Regions from separate parts of the Mus musculus genome. Here region 1 is linked to region 2. Evidence: chromatin loops called from intact Hi-C (ENCODE). Cell type or tissue: gastrocnemius. All regions are shown on one strand. Links, peaks and the distances in the headings refer to the core of each region. The heading gives the core; the rest is flanking DNA.

Region 1 (8,051 bases), core at 1,012-6,011, 52 kb before region 2:
CATAAGGGCTGTCGAGATGGCTCAGTGGGTAAGAGCACTGACTGCTCTTCCAAAGGTCCTGAGTTCAAATCCCAGCAACCACATGGTGGCTCACAACCACGTGTAATGAGATCTGATATCCTCTCTTTTGGTGCTTCTGAAGTCAGCTACAGTGTACCTATGTATAATAATAAATAAATCTTTGGGAAAAAAATGACCCATAAATGTCTAGTCCAGCAGTGATTTGGTGTGGTGTGTGTGTGTGTGTGTGTGTGTGTGTGTGTGTGTGTGTGTGTAATGGGGGAGTTTGATACCCAGAGAGGGGCTTCCCCTTCTCAAAGGGGAATGGGGGGAGGATGTGCATGAGGGAGCCCTGGGAGGAGGGGAAGGGCTGGTATTGGGTTGTAAAGGGGATAAGTAAATAAATAAGAAAAGTAAATAAGATAAGTAAATAAAAAAGAATGACTCATATGAAAGAAGAGGGCTGCATACTGGGGGTTAAAGGGTTAAGGAGGGAGTGTACGATGGGGAAGAAGAGGGCATAGGGGAGTGGGTTAACCAAAACTAAAGATGTATGAAAAGTCTTTGCGAAACCCACTAATTAGTAAGCTGATTTCAAGTATAGCTTTTAAAAGGAGTTCAGACAGAGACTGCATGGATGGTTACTGCTGCTACTAGAAGACCTGGATGTAAGCAGACATTGCAATGCCAGGCTTGATGTCCCTCCCTATGAGTCACTGCACGGGGACCCCACAGAGTCCCCAAAAGAACAAGTTGATTGTCATTGCTCTTGGCTATCCACTATAACTGTATGGTAAGCATCGAGGAATAGTTCTTTAAGTCAGTAACTATGAGGTTAAAGTTTCAATTATCCCATTTGGCGTAAAGAGAAACTATGTTAGCATATGTGGTTAAATGAGAATGGCCCCAGTGGGCTCCTGTATTTGAATGCTTAGTCTTCAGTTGACTGGGGGAGCATTGGGAGGTGTGGGTTTGCTGGAGGAGGAATGTCGGTGGGGGTCCTCTTGGGTTTGAGGATTCCAAAGCCTTGTGCCATTTTGAGTTAGTGCTCTCTGCCTCCTGTTTGTGATTTAAGGTGTGAGCTCTTAGCTGTTTCTGTCACCAAACCCTTTCTCCACATCATGGACTAAGCATCTGAAGCCTGAAGCCCAGTTAAACATGTCATTTCTAAGTTGCCTTGGTCATGGTGTTTTGACACAGCAATAAAAAAGTCACTAAGACAGCAAATTTCTCCAAGTAACTTACAAGAGTGAAGACCAATGAAGAGTTTAGCATTGGAGACTGCACCTAAGGCTGTGTGAGCGCACACCCCTAGCACCTTGGGACAGACAAGAAATAGACTGTCATGAGGACAGGGTCCAGCACATGGCTCCTGCCATAAGAGAAAGGTGAGAGGTGGCAGGTCTTCTCCTGGGTCCTGACTCTTTACTGGAACTCAGCCTGGATGGACAGATGGGGCCTCCATGCCTCCCCATGTGGTCTCAGAGCTAGGTGAGTGACCCCAGCACTGTTTGGCCTTTCACAGCCTACCAATGGAAATGATTCTTGAGGGAGTCCTAACATGCCACTTGGGTTCCAGGGGAAGCACTTGCTATGGTTTGGATCTGGAATGTACTGAAAAAGTCTATGTGTTAAAAGCTTGGGTCTTAAGCCCCTGGCACTTTTGGAAGGTGGTGGCAGCGGGAGGTCTTCAGATCAGATCGTAGAGGACACACCCGTGATTCAGGTAGTGGGATAGAGTCCCTTTCTGTTTCTTTTTCACTCCTGTCCATGAAGCTGGGACTCTGCTCTGTCATGCACCACCACCTGTACTTTGGAACTTTCTGGAGGTGGACTATTGCTGGAACATGGAGATCATGTGGCTAAATCAATGGAAGATTGATGGTGGCAATATCTACTTTGATGTTGTTGAAGCCAATGTAGAGACCAGAAGCCAAAAATATACTACGTATGCTCCCCTCCCCCGACTTTTACCATCTGGTCTCAAGGACTCAGGTGGTGCTACAGAGGAAATACCTGTCCATCTGTCCAAATTGGGGAGGAACAGAGACCTAACTCTATAATCTTTTCTTTATAAATGATTCCTATTTGGCATATTTTAGAAAGTCTTCCATATCCCAAGGTTTTAAGCAAGAGACAAGCTACCAGAGAGGGCTTGCCTCTCCCAAACTACCTGTCCCATGGGGTGAACGTGCTGCAGCAAACAACTGGTGTTTGTAGGCGGGGTCTACTAGTCCCTTGTCTAATTGCTGTGATAAAACACACAGCAAGAGCAACTTGGGGAAAGGGTGGTTCACTTTGGCTCACAGTTCCAGAGGATAAAGAGCATCGTGACAGGGAACATGGGCAGCACTGCCTGGGGAAACTGGTCACATTGCATCCAAGTCAAGAAAGAGATAAACACTGGTGCTCCTTTTTCTTCAGCCCAAGTCACCGAGTGGGATGGTACCACCACAGTTAGGGTGGACCTTTCCACCTCATTAGCCTAATCAAAAAAATCCCTCACAGCCATGTCCAGAACTTTGTTTCCATGGTGATTCTAGCTCTGGACACATTGACACTATTAACTATCACCTAGGTTTCTTTCATAGATTTCACAGATTTTACTAAGATAATAGCCAGTCAAATTGATGGAGATGTGCTGCATCCTTGCAACGGGCCTCAAAGGAAAGAAGGCGTGACAGACACACATCCACAGAATCTGGGATGACATGGTCTGGGCTCTCTCATGGAAAAGGCTGCAGAACCCTGGGAACCCAGCCTGTTTAATACATACAGTTGGACACAGAGAGGGGTTACAGTTCAACATATAGCTGAATTAAGATGGCAGGGTTTATAGTATACAGCTGAACAAGGAGACAGGCTTAGCTCATCACTAGGAGCAGTCTCTGTGGGGGACCAGTCTTCAGGCGGTAAACATCCAGGAGGACAAAGCTAGAGAGGACATTTCTGCACACCCCGTTAACGTTAGAACGTCAGACAGGAGGGGTGGCTTTTCCAGTCCCATGGCTCTAAGGCACTGGGCTCCTTGATACGGCTATGCCCATATCAAACAAAATACACATTCACCAGGGCTCCAGTCACTATGGAGATAGAAAAAGATAACACTCAAGTCTGGCAAGAATGTGGAGAGACAGGCACCACTCTACATATATCATTCAGAGTACAAACCATGCCAAGTACAAACAACCCAGAGCCACTGGGTACTTGGTATGTAACGTAAGTCTGAAAATTCTTTAGGCTCATACACCCAGTAGTTCCATTTCTATTTAGCTCTAGTTGAGGTTCAGAAGTGTGGATAGAGATCTAAGTACGAAGGAGCTTAATCTAACTTTTTTTTTTCTGTGAGCAAAAAAGTTAAACTACCATTCGGCAGTATGATATAGTCCCATTTGGACCATTAAGCAAAACAAAACCCAAAACAAACAAGAAAAAAAACCAACTTCCAGGTAAATTACCACAGCCAAAGCCCACAGGGAACCGGCCTACCGGAGCTGCCGCGGGCACGCATGCGCGGGCATGGGCGCGGGGTGGGGCTTGCGCGGCTCTCCCTGCGCCGCAGCCACGCCCACCTCAGTTAGGTAACACGTGACCCAGTGAGTCGGGCTCTGCCTAGTGAGCAGCCCAGCCCAGCAGCCCAGCTCGGGGCCCAGCCCGGGGCCGAGCCCGGGGCAGTGCAGACTTGGTGACCTCAGAACCCGGAGGTGCGTGACCTCGACCCCGGAGCCGCGCAGGGGAGGAGCCGCCCGGAGGCGGGACTCTCAGTCCGGGTGCGAGGGAAGTGAGTGTGGGCTGCACGCCAGGTGGCGTTGGGGCGGGGGCAGGACCGGGCCACCGGGTGGGCTGCGGTCACGCACACCCCACTGGCCTGCTGGCTCGCCCGGCCTCTTGTGCGCCGAGAGAGAGAGAGCGGGAGCCGGTTCGGAAAGTCTCTCGCTGCATTGGCACTCCGGGGATTTGGACCGGCTCCAGAAAGCTCCATCTGAGCTTGTTTTCCGAGAACCTGTTGGAGTGTTTCTGCTTGTTTTGTTTTGTGAGGCTATGAGAGACCTGGAGGGAAGGCTGCTGAACTTTGGGAAGAAGATGAAAATGAAAACATTTACTTATTTATTTGTAGAGATTTCCGTAAACTAGATGAAGACAAGAGATTATCCATTTTACAAGTCGAGGTCACGTCTGTTTCTTAGGGATGGTTTCAGCCGCGATTGTTACTCGTTTGTTGGTTTTCTGAGACTAGTTAGGTAGGCTTTACCTCCTTGTTTAGCTGAAGGTGATCTTGAACCCCTGATCCTCGTCCTGCCTCTGCCTCCCTAGTGTTGGTGTTACAGGCTCAGGCCAGGATGCCCGGCACTAATTTTTAATTATACTGTTTTTCCACAGTTAGATTTTTGTTTTGGAAGCTTTACTTTCTAAATCATTCCATGCTAGATTTCATATGTAACATTTAAAAGCAAACTCAACTATATTTGGAACGGAGTTTCATTTGAGCACGTTAGGTACCTAGCACTGCCTTGCATGCTGTGGTTGCAGAGATAAGCAATATGGACAGGGTGCCTACTTCTTTGTGGTCACTGGCGGTGGGAATGCACACAGGGGCTGCCGCTGCAGGAATCAGTATGAAGCATTCTCAGAAGACTGACATTCGACCTGCCTGTACAACATCTTATGTAGCCAAAGATCTAAGTCCTACCACAGAGATACATGCACTGTGTGCGGTACAAGGCTGCATACCACAAGAAATGGAACTGATCTAGATGACTGTTGCCAGTTGGATTTTTTTAAACTGATACAAATGGATTTTTAAAATCGGTACATATACACAATAGAATTTTACTTTGCCACAAAGAAAAATGAAATCATGATATTTGTGGGAAAATGTTGGAACTAGAAATGACCCTGCTAAGTGAAATAAGCCAGACTCACACAAATGCTGGTCAGCCTTGGATACCTGAACACAATGCCCCCCTCTCCCAGAATCTACCATTGGCCAATAGTTCAGAAGTAAGAAGCGGTGCCTCACGAGCCACTTCCCTGATCCCTGTCTTGACAGCGCCAACCTTGTGCGAGCTCAGCACAGTAACAAGGTTGCTGGGCATGTATGATTGCAGTGGCTATATCTAATGAGTGGGATTTCAGAGCACTTCCTCTGTCCGCTGCCTTTGAAGTCTTTTGGTTCCCTGTCTTACAGTTGTTCCTAAGCCTTAGAAGGGATGCTATAAACATCTTATTTCAGGCTGATTCCTCAGCTTTCCTTAGCCTCAGTATCTATACTGCATTCCATGAGACTCTGCATTCACCATCGATGGCAAAGAGAGGTCTCTCTGGGGCTGAGAGCAGCATTTATTTGGCTGTGCTTATAAGCACAGATACTTAGAAGGACAGTTTGACTCTTCGTCAATTAAGCTGAACAACAGTAATAAGTTTCCCCAGGACCTCTCTAGGCATAGGCGATAGACAGGTTTTTCAGTACTGGGCATTGATTCCCATCTGCCCACAAATCCAGTCAGAGAAGGATTGGTTGTCTCCCTAAGAGTTGTGCCACTATTACAATGGTGGCTACATCTTGCCTGCCAGGTTGTGATTATAGTTCATAGAGTTTCGGCTAGTTAAGATTTGTCTTTTTTCTCCATCAGCCTCCATAGCACCAATGGCATTAACAGCTAGCCAGCATGGAGGAGGTTTCCAGGTCGCTTGCAGCTTGATTTCTTTGTATCTTGGAACCAAGAGATGTGGAACCTTCCAGCAGTAGAGCTTTGTCATCTAGTTCTGGTGGACAACCAAGGCTTGGCAAGAGCCTGTGCTGTTTGAGGGGAGGGGCGAGCTTCTGGGGCTTCTCCGACCAACAATTCCCATGGAAGTGTAATGGTTTGAACAAGAATGGCTCTCTTAGGTTCGTCTGTTTGAATGCTTGGTCCCCAGTTGGTGGGACTGTTTGATAAGGATTAGGGGATGTGTCCTTGTTGGAGGCCTTGTTGGGCTTTGAGGTTTGTCATTTCCAGTTAGTGCTCTCTCTGCTTCCTGCCTGTGATCAGATAGAAGTGCTCATCGACTGCTCCAGTGGCTCCAGTGGTCTTCTTGCCTACCGCCATATCCCCCAGCAAGATGACAGATTCTGATCCCCTGGAGTCACCAGCCACAATAAAGTCTTTTATAAGTTTTCCTGGTCATAGTGTCTTCGCCACAACAGAAACGTAACACAAATAGGTGAAGTCCCACCAGGCATGTGTCTAGGGCAGTATTAGCTAGTCTTGTAAGTTATCTACCTTCAGAACTTTTATATTTTTCAACGGGGTTTCCATGACTCTTGGAACCCTTCATTTTGGTTCACACTCTCTTTCACCTCATCTCTTTCACCCTCCCAGACTAAGTCTTTCTGCCCCAGTACCCGAACATCTGTACTCTGTATATGGAGCAGCCCTTGAGACTCTGCTCTTTAAAGACTCCCTGTTCCCAGTGCCCTTGTCCAGAGTCCTGGCTTCCACGTATATTCCAAGCTAGACACACAAAACTGAGGATTTGAAAATTCTCATAATTGTGTCGGGGGTGGGGATATGTGGGTCATGAAATTAGAAAGGACTCAGTAAGAGCAGAAAGCTCAGGGGATGGCAGGGAACTAATAGAATGTGTGTGGCGTGAGGCCAGAGAGAACGGCTAGGAGCACTGGCTGCTCTTCCAGAGGACCTGGGTTTGATTCCCAGCACCCACATGGCAGTTCAGTTGCCTGTACCTCCAGTTCCAGGGCCGTCTTTGGCTCTCTGCAGATGCCGCATGCATGAATATAAACATGCATACAGGCAAACACTCACATGCTACACACACACACTACACATATTACATATATATACATATATATATGTATATATATGTGTATATATATATATGTGTGTGTGTATATATATATCACATCACATATATATATATATATCACATCACATAACATGAAGGCAGAAGGTGTTATTTCCAGAAGGAACGGATCCAGAGATCAGGAAGGAGAATTTTTAAAAAGACAAACTGAATGAAAATGTCTTGATGAAACCTGTAATTATTACAAACTGAGTCTAAAAAATTACCTTAGAATAAACACCAGGAACACCAAAGATTTGTAAATGAAATCAGTAAACATTGCTGAAATTTACAAAAAGGGATCAGACCGTATGTTTTTATGAGCTATCGAAAGGAATTTGGATTTTAGGTTTTTAAAATGTGTCTCTGGATTGTGTGTGGTCTGGACAACTTTGTTCCATTAGCATTTGGTTTCCAAGCCTCAAATCTTTTGTGTCTTTGTGCAGACCATGACAAGGCAGCTTTCAATACAGCTACATTTTGAAGGAGACTTTGGGGTTTTCCCTCTATCAGTAAATCATATTTCGAAGCAAATAGCTTGGCTCTCTGGTGGAGGGATCATCTGATACAGTTAAAAGTGGTAACGTTTTTGAGTTGACTTTAATAGGTCTGAGGTAAAGCTGGTTTTTAGGCTCCGGGTTTTTTGTTTAATCATTACCTCCAAATTATCCCAGGTAATGAATTGTCCTTAAAAACGGGACTTTTGTGGGGTAGATTCTTTTTCTCAGACTTGGATTTCCCTGATTTCTAGGGTGACATGTGACTTTGACTGGTTTAAAAACTCACAGGCTGTTTACTTTGTGTGAGGAACATGGTGAGGCTGATTCACACGCTGGCTGATCACGGTGATGACGTCAGCTGCTGCGCCTTCTCGGCTGCCCTCCTGGCCACCTGCTCCTTGGACAAGACCATCCGCCTGTACTCCCTAAGTGACTTTGCTGAACTGCCGTACTCCCCGCTGAAGTTCCACACCTATGCTGTCCACTGCTGCTGTTTCTCACCCTCAGGACACGTTTTAGCATCGTGCTCGACAGACGGGACCACGGTGCTGTGGAGCTCGCACAGCGGACACACCCTGACCGTGTTGGAGCAGCCGGGTGGCAGCCCTGTGCGCGTCTGTTGCTTTTCCCCAGACTCTGCCTACCTAGCGTCAGGGGCTGCCGATGGATCCATTGCTTTGTGGAATGCACAGACATACAAACTATATA
Region 2 (8,051 bases), core at 1,529-6,528:
AAGAGAATCGAGCTTCCTCAGACTTGACATCTGCAGGTAATGCTGAGAGGGGAACTACCGTTACGAGAGAAGGGTCTAAGGCTGGAGAGTGACTCTGAACCCTTGGTTACATGCTTTGCTAAGATGCAGCACGAGGGGTGGCTTGTCCTCAGAGGACAACTGTCAGCAAAATTCCAGCATCAGCAATGTGCTTATGCCACACATGCTACTAACAGTTGGGGAGAAAGATCAGAAACTCAGGAAGGAGTCCGATGTACTCCTTGTGCTGGAGGGAGCCATTTTATCCGCTGGGTCAGCCTGGAGGTTGCCTGGGCACATTCCCTGCATGTTACATTGCCAGAGTGGCAGAGGTGGCACCATCCCAGGTTCTCACATTATTCACCAGCAAACTCCTCCCACCTTCCCCGTGAGTTAGGAAACACTGAGACAGGCAGAGGGTTAGATGCTATTACAGACGCTATTCTATAATGAGTGAGTGGTCTTGAAGTTGTTTGTGTGCACGATCCAAGCGTCACAGGGTACTGAGTGCGGGCAGAGATGTGGTCATTGTTTCAAAACAAAGGAAGAAGCTGCTGGACAATGATGCCCTGTTCCCTTGAATTCAAGATGGTGTAAGAATGGCTAGTCCAAGAAGAACTCCCATGGCAGCCCTCTTTCAGTGTACGAACACACTACAAAAATAACAGCGGCAGACACGCTGCCACAGTGAACCCTCTACCACTGCAGTCTAGTCCTCTTGGAGTTAAGGGAACCACTGTGCCTCTGGCACGGCTTTCAGTCCATCTTGCTGGCTGTACATGTCTGTCATGCTGGCCTCTGAGAAGCAGTCACAAGGACATGGGAGGAAGGCAGGGAGGAGAAAGAGCCTCATGGGCCACAGGTGGTCTCAACAGTGAACCCCATCCCCACCCACCGCTCCTGAAGCATCCAGGGGCCCCTGGGTACCTGCCAATGGCCTTGGCGGGCGGCACAAAACAGAGGGGGAACCCCTCTCCTGTTGGCCCGAGACACGGCAGCTCCACGCTCCAGCAGCAGCTCGCAGATCTCCACCTTTCCTCTCCCAGCAGCGGCCGTCAGGGCTAGACAGGGACGGAAGAGGGGACTGTCAGTAGGGCCTCGAGTGCCTTATCACCTCCAGTGCTTGTGCCCTTGCCCTTTTAATCAGGGTGGGTTCTGTGATCGCCGGGATCCATTGAGCACAGCGGCAGTACACTAATGTCAAGCCCTGGGTCTCTGGAAATGGGCAGTTTGCACTGCGCTGGAAGCCAGCCCCTAAGTTGTGAGGAAGACTGAAGATCTCTGGGGTGAGACCCACGAGGACCAAGCTGAGGCCACCTGGACTTGACAGCCTAGTGGACAGCCAGCACTGTTGGGCCAGCCATGTGTCAGCTGTCCTAGGTAGGCCTCCAACTCAAGTCAAGCTATACCAGCTAGAGCCATGAGGGCAAAGACACCTTAGCAGGCCGTACCATGCTCTGTTTAAACCACAGATTCACTAAGTATATCACTGGCAGACTAGTGCTATACTGAAAGCTGGCCTCTTAGCCTTAAGTGCAAGTCCACTCAGTGAAATGCAATTATCGAGGGGCTGGAGATATGCCCCCCAGTTCAGTTCCCAGCACATACATTAAGCTGCTCACCAACTACCTGTAACTCCAGCTCCAGAGGACCTAACACCCTTCCCTGGCCTCCAGAGCCCCCTCATTCCTGTGGTATGCACATATAAAAACATAAACAAAAATCAAAAGCTTTTTCAAATAAAAAAAATTACTGAGACAATCAAAAGCACCCATCATTCCTGCTTTGCCGGAATGTAAAACTTTTTCTTAAAAAAAAATTTTTTTTTTTTAAATTATAGTGAGTTCACTGTCACTCCCCTCAGACACACCAGAAGAGGACATCAGATCCCATCACAGATGGTTGTGAGCCACCATGTGGTTGCTGGGATTTGAACTCAGGACCTCTGGAAGAGCAGTCAGTGCTCTTAACCACTGAGTCATCTCTCTAGCCCATAAAACCTCTTTTAACAAGTTAAAATCCCATATCATAAGAGAAAAAAATAAGGTGCGGGGTGGATGCCTCTTGGGTGTGGTGTGGAGTGCAGCTCCAGCGGGAAAGAGTGCTCACGTGACTGTCAGTGCCTCCCCTCCCCTCACCTCCATCCTGGCTTTTGCCTTGTCACGTGTCCAAGAAAAGACAATAGCAGGTGCCAGTGACAACCCTTGCCCTTTTAATCAGGGTGGGTTCTGTGATCGCTGGGATCCATTGAGCACAGCGGCAGTACACTAATGTCAAGCCCTGTAGGGCAGCATGGCTCTGAGCCGCACAGGATAGATGCTCCCTAGAAGGGAGTGACCTGCTGCCAGGAGGAGGAAGCAGCTTAAGCCTGTGGTGCCATTCCCGTGCCTCCTTGGAAGACTGTTTTTAAATATATCCTTAATTTCCAGCTTCCAGAAGACAGCAGTATCCCCACGATCGGGGGGTGGGGCGGTTGGGGAAGAGGTGGACTTCTCAGCTACAAATGGGAAACAGCAGAAACAAACCCTTCACAAAAGCAAGGCGGTGCCCGTGATCATATGAAAGTGCCCGGCCTCCTCAGCAGCCGATGCAACTGAGAGATGCACGAGGGGTCACCCACTCCTCACTGGTGGGAATGACGGCAGGAGACAGCAGTTGGGAGTCAGATCGGGTGAATGCACACTTGTGTGGCAGTGTTCCTCACGAGGCCTCAAGCCGGACACTACCCACACTGCTGTCAGTAGTGGGAGACGCCAGCGAACAATGTTATCATAGGGTGGGAAATTCACACATCTATGAAAATACATGCCCCACACCTAAACACAACTTGACAACACAACAGACCCATCTTACATGCTTGACTCAGTGAGTAAAAGCCCACACTGCAAGAGCAGTCTGGAGAAGGGACCTTGAACGCTCCTTTTGGAGAGAGTGGGACCCAAGATCTGCCTCCTCATCAGAGCTAGGGATATGGTGACGAGAACCTCGGACACCTGTGATCAAGGAGGCTGCTTCCCATACACTTGCATGCGTGGACCTGTCTCTCCAGGCCCCTCCCACACAGCTGCCTGATGCCTGCTCCTCCTGGGGCCTTCTATAAATACTATGCCACCAGGGTTGGCTCCTAAACCTCTGCCCATAACTACTCCAGCTTCCCTTATACATGGCCCTGGTGACTGAGGTTAACCATGACACAGACAGATGGACTAACGACAGACAGGCAGACAGAAGACAGAGACACAGACACTGCAGACCAGACAGCTGGTTCTGAGAGTGCTAATATCACCCGAGTCCCATCCCAGCCTTGTGCAGGGAGTAAGGAGCAAGGCAGGAGCCGTGGGACGGAGCAGATTACCAGGAAGACTCATCTCGGGGGCCTAGCATCTAAAGCCCAGGAAGACAGCAGGAACAGGCAGCCCCTCTTTCCAGAAAGACAAGCCGGTTCTCATGGTATTTCTGGTCCCAAGCCCCTGAGCATGAATGTGGACCCTACAGTCGGCACTGTCCATCTTTCAGTAGCTTCCCCTCTCGCTGGGGAGGTGAGGGGCATTCTGCTGGCCTGGTCCCACCAGACCACTCTCGCTCAGTGTGAGTTCCTCCTCACTCAGTGACAACACCTTCTTCTCTCTCAGGAAGTAGGTCAGCACACCTCTCCAGGAAAACGTGTTCAAGGGACTCTGTTCTAACTGACCTCAAGTCTCTTGATTTTGCAGCGGACAGCACAGAAGGAGCAAGTCAGGGGACCGGAGGAGGCAGCAGATTGAAAGCTGACACCAGCCTTTTCAGGCCTGACCATGAGGACGCATAGGCTGACATCTGCTGGCTGTCAACGTGTTCCACAAACAAAGCACAGCACACCCTAAGGGCACTGTTTCGGCATCAGTGGTAGAACGCTGCTCCAGGAAGTAGCACTGGACCCTTTCCGCTCTCCAAGGAAGTGGTAGAGCTAGCCTCAGTCCCTGTAAGAAGCCAGGCAGGAACTACAGGCTCTAGCACAAGTATACGGCACCCACACCTGCCTCTGGCAGAAAGAGAAGCTATACTGAGATGCTCAGATGTCCTAAGAAGCGCTGAGTATGGACGAGCTGCTCCGCTTTATGTGGGAAGCTGATGTCCCTGTGGGAACCCTCCCTTGATAGACATCTCCTCTGTTTAGGGAGGATCAGGTATGGATTCACTGGAGAACCTCACACGTGTGGCCTCGCCCATGTTACCTGTCTCTGTCTCACAGCCTATGCAGAGGCTGAGTCCGAAGCTTGGGCCTGTGCAGTCCCTGTGAGCCATGCTCATTTCTCTGTCATGTGCACCTCTGCCTCAAGGAGAGCAACACTGGTGTGCATGGCTCCAGCTGACGTGCCTTTCATTACAAAAGTCTGTCCCTCCCCTAGGGGTTCTGAAGGATATAAAAATTGTTTTGTTTTCTTCTCCTATAATATACGTTATCTCAACTGATCTTGCAGGAGCCCTCAAGTGGGCCATAAAAGACCTGGGTGCCAGCTGCTGCTCTGGAACTCTCCTCCACTCAGGGACTCTCCTCCTCTTTCCATGGCTGGACCCAAGCAGGAGGAGAAAGAAATCAGGGGTGCACACATGTGTCTGCACACCGAGACCTAGGAGTCCCCGGAAAGAGACAAGTCCGGTCTTGCATTTGAGACTGGATGGTCCACCTACTCAACACTCCCCCCTCTCATTTAGTGAAGGGGCTTCACCACTGAGAAACGGGGTGCCTTTAAGTCGGAATCTGGAATCTCTGCTGCAGCTGCTGCTGAAGTCTTGACAGTAACACATCAGACAGCCCTGCGCTAAAAATAGGATTCGTGTGTTTCACCAGCCAGCAGAGAAGCCGGACGTTGGAGCAGCTGACAAGCTGACAAGCGTGCCCGCCCTGCCAGGCCTGGCGACGGGGTCAGATTCCCACCTTCTTCTTTCTCCACAGCCAGATTTGATTTGCTGTGTGCTTGTTAGTGCAGACCTGCTGTGGGGGGGGGGGGGGCGATTAAGAACCTGTCAGCGCAGGTCCACTCTGCTCAGCCTCAAACCAGATCAGGTTCTATACAGGAATTCCTAAGGAGACACTGCTGATGACAGACACTGGAGCACTGGCTTCCTCTTCTACCCAGAGTGAGTATTTTTAGCTCCATCACCAAACTCCCCAGGCGAGGATGCATCTCAAGTTTCCACAGAGGTGAGGATTTCAGGATACCACATTCCCATATTCGGAAGCATGGAGGGCTACAACAAACAAACTCAAAACAAGCTATGCTCAGGAATTCCAACCATCCTGCTGAGAAAGCCAACCTTGGCCCCAGCTCTAATGAGGGTCAGTGAACTTGGCTTCATCAGACAAAAAAGGAGTGGGGGCAGGGGTGGGGTGTGAAAGGCAGGACCAGGGTGGGAAAGAGGACATTGCTGCTTTGTGTTTGGCCAATAAAACACAAGGACACGTGAAAGGAAAGGCCCCAGTCCCTGTGAACACGAGGCACTGAAGCCAGGCACAAGTGCTTTTACTTGGCAATCGCTTAACAAGATATCATCTGTGTGATTGAATTAAAAAAAAAACAAAAAAAACAAAAAAAAAAAACCAAAAGCAAGCACATCCCCTCCCTATCCTGACAATCCTGAGTGATTTCACCTTGGCAGCGCTGTCTTCTGAGCACGAGCAGATTCGTCCCGGCAGATGTTCATTTTAGGAAAAACCTAACTGACACTTAGCCATCCGAGCTCACTGAAAACATCACGGAGAAACACTCCTTGGCACCATAAAATGGATCATTTGGCAGAATCCTTTACATATTGAAGTTCTCCGGGCAAAGATTTGATTTTAAAAAAAGAAACAACTCTCAACTGTCAGCTTGCTGGGAACACAGTCATCTCATCACAGACAAGGCTGTTTATGAAGTGTTCTAACAGAGCTGTCACTCAAGCACACACAGGGTGGGCCCCTGCAGTGGTCCAGGGCTTGCGGATGAGAACCAGGGATGCTGCCCCGAGGGTAAGAACCAGGGATGCTGCCCCGAGGGTGAGAACCAGGGATGCTGCCCTGAGGGTGAGAACCAGGGATGCTGCCCCGAGGGTGAGAACCAGGGATGCTGCCCTGAGGGTGAGAACCAGGGATGCTGCCCTGAGGGTGAGAACCAGGGATGCACCTTACTTGCTTCTCAGACCTGACGTGGAGGCTTGGAGGGAAGGTGATAGAGACCACTCCTCCAAGCCAGATAACTACCTTTTACATATTACCTATGGAAAATGCCAACTGCCCTTCATGAACACCCCTGAGCTCTTAAGCAAGAGCCTGCACCTGCTGCTATACACACTTCCTCTGGCCATGAGGTCATCGTCAGCAGAACAGCCCAGTTTTGTTTAGATGTGTGTGTTTGTTTGTGCAATTTATTTCCATGTTATGTCGGCTTTTCCCATTTATATATATATAAAAAGGAAGGCAGCAGTTAGAAGTAAACAGTGGGGGCGGGGTCTCAGAAAGGCCACCTCATTGTGGCCGGGTTAGAAGCCAGTAGATTAGGAGAATTTGTTTTGTGATCTAGGGCAAGAGGTAGAACTTTGTGTAGCTCAGTTCCTTTAACCTCACGCAAGTGTACTAGACAGCGGTCTCCTATGTGCTCCTTGAGGTTAAATAGAACCTACCCTGTGGTATTCTGCAGTGCTCAGCGGCTGACAGATGTTCAAGAGCTGTTACATGCAGCTAGACTTATGATAAGTTATTACTACTACTAAGATATTAAGTAATATAACAAATGTCATCCCTCCAGCCCCACATACACAACTCCTGGGGGTGCACGTGCTAGCTAGTCTTATCTGTTCCCAGAAAAGCTCACCAGCTTGCCTGGGACCACGAAGTTAGAGAGTGGATGCCACCTGAGTTCCTGGCTCCTTCACTGCTGCCTCTAGGAGGTCTCTTCTAAAGACACTGAATTCACAAACAACGACATGTGGATGTCTTTAGAAGGAAAAGACCAGAACAAGATCCTGTGCCCCCCAAAGGGCTACCAAGCTCTCCCACAGACAGTATGAACAGCGTGCAATGGCTGTGTTCCCTTCTCACTCTGGCCATGGGGCTCCTGAGACCAGAACAGCAGAACATCTTACGAGCACATCAGTACCAATGTGTTGCACGCACATCTGGATCTGAGTCCTGCCCCACTTTTGACCCTATTCTGATATTATTTCAACTATGCCTTGGGAGCATCGGGAACATAACATCCTAAGGCACAGATGACATTATTCCTATCTCATAAACACCTTGCTCCTCTAACACCTGAACGAAGACCACAGCTCTGAACAGCTGTCACTCCCAAAGCACGCTGAGAGTGTTCACACTTCGGATAGATTCAGCTATCTGCCAAGACACCAAAGGCGTGCCTAAGGTCACCGAGGCCATGAAAACAAGTATCATGGTCTGTCTTTCTCTCCCTGATATCTCAGCACAAGATGAGGTGGACAGAGTCCTGTGGAGGGCATCACAGTGGGTGTCCGAGGAAAGGCAGGAAGGCATGTCACATTTCTAGGTCAGTGTTTCACATTCTCAACAGACCCCAGAGAGTACTGGACACATGCCTTTTCTCTAGTCTCTCACCTGGTCATGTGCTATGGGGGGAACAAAGAAAGGGTGAGTGTCCCAAATCCTCAAAGCCAAACTGTGAAACTCTTCAAAAATGCCTGCTTAACTATGCTCCAAGTTTTCAACTTAGAACATTGCTAGTTATGAAAACACCCATATACTCTGGAAAACTCACAAGTTTGAAAAATTTTTTGGTCCCAAGCATTTTAAGTAAATACACACACTTATGTGTGTATTTAAAAAACCTGAATGTGTTTTTTTGTATCCATGAAACCATTTCATACACAACTCCTGGGGGGCACGTGCTAGCTAGTCTTATCTGTTCCCAGAAAAGCTCACCAGCTTGCCTGGGACCACGAAGTAAGAGAGTGGAAAGATGGCTCAGTGGTTAAGAACACTGACTGCTCTCCAGAGGTCCTGAGTTCAATTTCCAGCAACCACATGGTGGCTCACAACC

The links. Peaks named below come from ENCODE experiments on the same cell type or tissue, not always from the same donor. Only the 100,000 strongest peaks of a DNase experiment are listed, where the experiment ranks them.
Region 1: a loop joins it to region 2, with 2.1 times the contacts of the local background. A loop is called at or near these places in 4 of 42 quality-filtered maps.

The regions. Positions count from the first base shown.
Region 1 is chr2:59,878,131-59,886,181 of GRCm38, reverse strand. Wdsub1 (WD repeat, SAM and U-box domain containing 1) reads left to right here and starts at 3,576. Exons shown (of 11, transcript NM_001379396.1): 1 at 3,576-3,704; 2 at 7,632-8,051. The coding sequence starts at 7,655. Gm52554 (a long non-coding RNA gene) reads right to left here and starts at 3,503. Exons shown (of 3, transcript XR_003954039.1): 1 at 3,490-3,503. In gastrocnemius, for the core only: a CTCF peak has its summit at 3,819; DNase peaks (open chromatin) are centred at 3,596 and 3,868; H3K4me3 peaks cover 1,899 bases; H3K27ac peaks cover 1,798 bases.
Region 2 is chr2:59,826,164-59,834,214 of GRCm38, reverse strand. Tanc1 (tetratricopeptide repeat, ankyrin repeat and coiled-coil containing 1) reads right to left here. Exons shown (of 27, transcript NM_198294.3): 20 at 946-1,079. Among named protein-coding and RNA genes, the nearest start is that of Wdsub1, 52 kb to the left of the region's middle. RefSeq lists an enhancer at 4,854-5,442. In gastrocnemius, for the core only: a CTCF peak has its summit at 3,836 (motif pointing left); DNase peaks (open chromatin) are centred at 3,815 and 4,901; H3K4me3 peaks cover 2,771 bases; H3K27ac peaks cover 4,863 bases.